Linked DNA regions of Homo sapiens: region 1 is linked to region 2. A link is a contact called in ENCODE Hi-C or POLR2A ChIA-PET data. All regions are on one chromosome and are shown on one strand. The core of a region is the stretch at or near the end of the contact, and the rest is flanking DNA. Distances in the headings are between cores, read along the strand shown.

Region 1 (3,337 bases), core at 597-3,096, 380 kb before region 2:
CTGAACTTGCCACAATTTCATCGTTGTTAGCAGAAGACACAAGACCCTAGGTTCAGAGACAACGGGCAGCTAATTACTCATAGCAATGGCAATAGTCAGAACATCAGCATTTGTGTTGGTTCCTCGCATCCCAGTTCCCACAGGATGACATGAAGAGGTCTGGGTGATGCCTCCACACATAGTGGGTTAATTGTCAGGAGAGAAACACTAAGCTTAAACCCAAACCTTTTGTAATGGGCGGTAAGCTTGCCTGAACTTTGCCCCAGAGGGAGAAGTTATTTTATTATACTTGGTAGTAAACAAACCTGCCCTTTGTTCTGCATGGAGACAGTATCTCTATTTCCAAGGGTGTTTGCTATACAAACATCCTTGAAAAGATAGTTGCAAACAGTCTGTCACAGTCTCTGCTTATAAGGTATGCAGAAATGCAAGATACACATGAAGAATTGGCTCCCAACAGGTATATGGTAGAGCTAGCATCACAAATCATTGGAGAAAGAATAAATTAGCTAGTAAAGTATGTTAGGAATAGTAGCTTAGTAACTTCCTATGCAGAGAAAAATAAAGTTGAGTCCTTATCTCATTCCTTCTATAAAAATAAATGCCAAGTGGTTTAAAGATCTAGTTGTCAAAATTAAGACTAAAACTAATAGAAAAAATATGTAGGGTTTTTTTTAACTTTGGAGTCCTGAATTTTTTTAAAATAAGACTCCAAAAACACAAGCCATAGGGGAAAAACAAGTGGATTTACATCAGAATTTAAAGGCAGAATTATGTTCATCAAAGTGCACCATTCAAAACCTTAACAGGTGCATGACAATTTGGAGAAGACTTTGACAAGGCCTAAAACCAGCAAATGATTAATAAGTAGGTTGCTCAAGTAATTCCTGAAAATCAACAAGAAGAAAAAGAAATAGAGAAACATGCAAAGAATATAAATAAGCAATTCATAGGAGAAATCCAAGTGGCTAAGGCAAACTATCAAGAAAGCACAGACATGCAAATTGGGATGTGGAACCACTTTATACCCCATCTGATTGGCAAACATTAGAAAACTGGAAAACATTAACTCTGGGTGAGAATATGAAGAAAATAGGTACCCTTGCACACAGCTGTAGGAATTTTGTTGCAGTTGTTCATGAGAATCATACAGAAATAGTTAGTGAAATAAAGGACCCTGTGGTCCTACAATTCTGGTCCACAATATATCTCTCAGAGAAGATCCAAAGCATCTCTCAGAGAAGGTCCAAAAAGAACTATGCTCTGTGACATCGTGTGACTATCTTTCTTTGTCTGGCCTCTCCTCCCTCTCCTGAGAGACGCAGCTCAAGCGTGATCCTTCAAAAGTCGTCTCCACCCCATGAATTGACTCTGTGCCTGTCCTCCATGCCTCCGTCCCACTCCTGGCTTCAATCTATCTATGCACTCATCACACTGCATGTTTGTGGTTGGTTTAGATGTCATTTGCATTTCCCATTGGTCCAGGAGTACCCTTACAGCACGGACTATATTTTATCATCCTGTGTCTACAACTCCAAGCAGTATACTTGGCACAGAACAGGCCTTCAGCTATGTGGAATCAATAAATTCATCAAACACGGGGCCTGGATCTGGGGCCTGGTATTTGTAAGGTGGAATTTCTTTCTTGTGTGCAGATTCCACCCTTGCTCCAGTTATCTTGGCTGGTCTGATAAGGGCAGGGAAGCCTGCTTTAGTCTTGGGATTCCAGTATATCAGCAGGAATTCCATGCATCCACTCCTGGCATATCCTTTTGCGGTGAGTCTGCTAATAGCCTGTGTCATTTTGAAGGAGAAGACGTCTGCCAGGCCATGATGTGATATGTACTCAGTGCAGCTGGTGTTTGTCAGCCACAGGCCCCGCCGCTCCACTAAGCTTCCATTCCTCCTGTTCCTCCTGTGTTCAAGAATGTGGAGCCTGGCTCCCTCTGGGCTCCAAAAATGCTTCAGGCTGGGTCCTGTAAAATCTTAACATTTCCTCCCACCCCTATTCCCTTAGCATTGCCACCTTTTTCATAAAATAATTTATACAACTGGAAAGGAAGAAAAAAATCCAGTGCAAAAATACCATACGTAGAACAACATTATGAAATCTCCTTAATGTCCTGAAAGCTGCACCAGGCCATTTGGAAGATGCATTAGCTAGATAAGTATTAACAGAAGGGCCTATCACAGAAACGTTACCCAAACTACCACCTTTTATTAAGCCCCCAGGAGAACTTAAAACCAGCCCATTACTCTGATGTCTGAGACGGGCCTGGGTTTTTTTTTCCCCCTGTGAAACCAAGCTTAAGTATTTCAGAAAAATGACATGGATTAATCATAGGTACCACTGAGGGCCATCATCTTCATGTCAGAACTTGGGGTGGAGGGAAGCTTGACTTTCAGATAACACTCAGAGTTGGGCCAAGTGTCAGTCTCCTGTACACTTCTAGAGAGCTGAAAGGCCAAGGAGAGAGAAAGTTTAATACTACTTTCTGGATTTATTGCCTACTTCTTTAGCCTTTCTTCAAAAACCAAGGCACTCAGGAGACATTAAGATCTGAGTTCTGCCTCTGCTCGTAGCTTGCTGTGTGACCTAAGACAGTTACTTAAGCTTTCTGGCTCTGACTTGTAATGTGCAAAAAGGGAAGAATACCAAAGTCACTAAGTGACCTCTCAGAAGAGGTAGCCCAGGTCATGAGAGTGTGGGCTCCAGAGGAGGCCAGCTGCCAGCCTCACAGCTCTCTCAAGTTCCTAGATGAATAGTTTGCAGGTAGTTACACAAACTGTCAAAGTCTCAGTTTTCTTCACTGTAAAATGGGGTTTACAGAACCAATCTCCTGAATTGTAATAATGAAATAAGACTTCATACGGAAAGCAGTTACAACAGTTTCTGGAGCATAATAAGTGCTCAGTAAGTATTTGTAGTTATTATTGTTGTCACTTAGGTTCTATTTTAGGTAGCTTTAAAAATAGTTCCCAATGATCCTGGCCTCCTACCATTTGTACCCTTGTATACTGCTTCTTCTTGAGGGTGGGCTGAACCTAGTGGCTTACTTCAGATGAATGGAATACAGTAGATGTAAAGAGATGTCACATCCAAAACTAGGCTATAAAAATTCTCTGCATTTTATCTTGTGTATATTCTCTTGCTCTATCATTTGTTTGCTCTGAAGGAAGCCAGCTTCCATGTTGTAGGCCTTCCTGTGGAGAGATCCATGCAGTGAGAAACTAAGAAAAACCTCCAGGCAACAGCCAGTTAGAGACTGAGCCCTTCAGTCCAATAGCCCACGTGGAAATGGCCCCTCCAACAAACACTTGAGTGCACTAAGGAGAC
Region 2 (3,426 bases), core at 867-3,366:
AGTATTCTCACTCTCCATTTCTATTATGACCAGTCTGCGGATGGCACCAGTCCTGGGCCCCACTTGGAACAGAACTGTTCTCAGGCTGGCTGCTAGGCACATCACACACATTCATTCACCGTCTTGCAGTCACTCTCTCAGATGGGTGCTTTTATACCCACTTTCTGGATGGGAAACCTGAGGCTCAGGGAGAGTTTGTGAGTTGCCCAAATTCCAAAGCTGATGGCTATAGAGCTAAACTTTAAATTCAGATCTCTTGGGCTCCAAACCTGTATAGTTTCCTGATGCTGGGCTCTAGAACCAGTCTCAAAGGACATGTAGTGGAGGGATGCCCTCCCAGTTGGAACCTAGGGAGGGTTCCTCCAAGGCCTCGGGTCAGGAGCTAGGAGGGGAAGGAGATGCTTGGTGGAGGTCAGGCACCCAAAAAAACAGAAGCAGGAGTGCAGTGGGAGGTTCAGAGAGCCATGGGCCAAGCTAGAGCTGGGCAGGGAGAGGAGATGGAGGGAGCCTGGCCCTGTGGCTACTCTCTGGGGAAGCAGGGTGAGAAGCAGCCCTTGGCCCAGAGCAGAATGATGAGAAAAGTCGGCCACCCAGCTCTCTGCACCTTGATCTTCACTCTAGAGCCTGGGCTTCCCATTTTGTAGAGCAGTGACTGGCATTTTTTAAAAAATGTAAATCTGCCAGAAGACACTCCCATCAGGGTATTTCTTCCTTTAAAAGAGTTTAAGGGACTAGAGGGGTCAGAGCACTCTCATTTCCTGCTGAGCTGCTTCTGTGAAGCTTTGAACACCAAGGATGGAGGGCACAGGGCCGGATGTTCAGAGAGGCCCAGAATGAAAGGGAGGATCAGACAGGGCCATGCCAGCTGCCGTAGCTGGGCCTGGCCGTGCTCTCTGGGGCCGTGCTCTCTGGGGCAAGGCTCACTTGGAGGTACAGAGGCCTCAAACTAGGCCCACATACAGAATCAGGCCTGGGAAATGAGAGTTAACATCTCACTGTGTGTCCTAGGGACCACCTGCCCAGCTCTGTCGTTCAAGATTCTATAGGGAGAGGCTCCACAGATCCTGAGAGCAGGGCCTTCCACTCCCACTCCCACGCCCACCCACATCCTGACACCCAGGAAATTGCCCTGGTCTGAAAGTCCAGAAATCACTCCCATTGTCTCATCTTAGAGTAGTTCCATAGGCAGTGAGGCTGCTCTGCCAGGCTCTATGCTGTGGTTGGGGTGAGGCCCCTCAGACCAGGCCTGGTACTAGAGTAGGTGAGACACAGGTGCCTTAAGAGAGGAAAGCCAGTGTTACGGGTGCCCAGAGGACTCTAACCCAGCTGGAGAGAGGGATGGTCAGGGACGGCTTCCTGGAGGAAGGTGGAGTGGGGGAAGCAGGCCTACCTGAAGCTAGCCTTTCCTAGGGGAAGGAGGAAGGGTTGCATTTTAGGTACACACACACACACACACACACACACACACACACACACTACCACCACCACCACAACCACCACAACTTTGAATGAAAGTCTCCTTTTTCTTCTCCTGGTGAAGAGAAAAAGAATAATTTTCATAACTTTTTGGAGCTGTAGACTAAGCCCTTTACTTCCCAAGTAGGGAAACTGAGGCTCAGAGAGATGAGGTGCTGCACCCACGGTCACACAGCAAGCAGGGCGTGGGGCCAGAAGTCTCCCCGCCACTGTGATTCAAGTTGTGCCTCCCCAGCCAGGCATTACCACGCAGAAGGGAGAGAAAGGCCTCTGGAGGAAGTGGAGGCACGGCTCCCCCTCCCCTGGCTGTTCCCAGGAGAGAAGGAGCTGGGGGAGCAGCCAGTCCTGCGTGGTCCCCAGGGAGCATATTTGCCAAGTGAGACAGCAGGGAGGCAGAGCAGAAGCAGCAGTCACAATATTAAGGTCCCTCACGGTAAACAGGAGCTCTGTTGTTCCAACATCCCCTGCCACTCACCTGCCCCTCCCAGAACCACCCCTGGTGGGGAGAAGGGCTCTACCTCCTCCCACTGGGCTCTCCTTCCCCCTCCAGAAATCCCAGCACATACATAGCTCCCTCCTCAAGAGCTGGCAGCTCTGAGGCCTCAGAGGTGGGAGGGAGATGGGTGGGCAGACTGGCTGGACTTTGGCATTGGGCCCAGCCGCTCTACCCAGGATACCCCACTTCCTTATCTGCTCTGTAGCCTTGGGAGAGTTGGTGACCACAGCAACAATAATAACAATAATGACAGCAAACACTCACACAGGCCTTAGGGGAAGCTGGGCACCCATCCTAAGCAATCTCAGATGTGGATTCACATGATCTCCACTACAACCCGGCCAAGCAAAGGCTGACAACATCCCCACTGCACAGAGGAGGACACTGAGGCTCAGAGAGGGGAAGATACTTGCCCCAGGTCACAGAGCTGGGGAGTGGCAGAGCTGGGAATTGAACCCAGGCATTTCTCCTCTCTTAGCCTTGGCTGTGAGGCTGGGGAGGTAAAGAGCCTGATCCAGACACTCTACACCCTCCGGGGTACTGAGGCAGGGAGAGACAGTCACAGCTGTGCCAGGAACAGAGAGAAGTGGAGGGCCCGGATGGTGGGGCAGCCTGCAGATGGGACCCTGCAGAGGAAGGGCCTGGGCTGTAGGGCACCCAGAGGAAAGAGCGTGAATCCAGAGGGATTCTGAGACACAGGCCAGGTCAGGGGGCAAACAGGGGGTCTCCGATTCAGAGCGACAGCGAGAGGGCATTTCAGGCACAAGTGACAGCAAAGGCTTGGAGATGGAATGTTCCATCGCACAGAATGCTTTATCTTTGGATAAAGCATTATCCAAATGAGGGCCAGGTGCTAGGATGCCAGGATGGGGGCAATGACGCTGAAGAGGTAATGAAAGTACTGGCCATACTTCCAGAACATGCACAGGGCAGGTGCTGGACAGGTACTGGGTAACCGGCACAGCGTTACCCAGCCCTCATCACAGACTAGGGTGGAGAATGGATTCTCACCCATCTTTCAGGGAGAAGCTCCAAGCTCAGAGAGGTGAGTGCCTCGCCCCAGGCCAGCTGCAGAGCTGGTCAGGGTAGAGCAGGGTTTGGGTCCAGGCGATCAAGCCCCAGTCCTGCTCTCTCTTCCGCACTATCCCATCCCCACACCAAGGGCAGCACCGAAGAACATAGGTTGGAGAAGCAGAAACCGAGGTGCAGAGGAAAGGAAGGGGCGAGGACAAGGGCACAGCAACATGAGGCCACACCAGGACTCAGTCCCTGCTCCGGCCTCCCATCTTGGGAAAAGGGGTAGGGCTCCCTAGAGGCCCACTGTGGTCCATGTGCCAGTGTGAGGTGATGGGGAGGGTGCGGGGAGCAGGCCAGTCACAAGCAGCTGGGCCCACTGTTAATGTCATTCCTGGGGTGATGATGAGTGATGCAAAGACCCAGGCAGTGGCTTGAAA

Evidence for each region. A loop is a pair of places that touch in the nucleus more often than their neighbours do. ChIA-PET counts read pairs that join two places held with the same protein, here RNA polymerase II (POLR2A). Pooled maps may share reads with other maps.
Region 1: a loop to region 2 is called in a pooled map, with 2.7 times the contacts of the local background. The contact joins two enhancer-like sites. A Hi-C loop is called at or near these places in 2 of 168 maps with a recorded cell type or tissue (Right ventricle myocardium inferior and cardiac septum) and 2 of 50 pooled maps. POLR2A ChIA-PET finds 5 or more read pairs at or near these places in 1 of 52 experiments (OCI-LY7).

What each region holds. Positions count from the first base shown.
Region 1 is chr10:78,586,803-78,590,139 of GRCh38, reverse strand. No RefSeq gene overlaps it. Among named protein-coding and RNA genes, the nearest start is that of LINC00595, 320 kb to the right of the region's middle. Within about 2 kb of position 1,846, at least 5 of the 41 ENCODE cell types and tissues checked have a DNase peak (open chromatin) inside an H3K27ac peak, as active enhancers do.
Region 2 is chr10:78,203,046-78,206,471 of GRCh38, reverse strand. No RefSeq gene overlaps it. Among named protein-coding and RNA genes, the nearest start is that of LINC00856, 44 kb to the left of the region's middle. RefSeq lists an enhancer at 2,711-3,210. Within about 2 kb of position 2,116, at least 3 of the 41 ENCODE cell types and tissues checked have a DNase peak (open chromatin) inside an H3K27ac peak, as active enhancers do.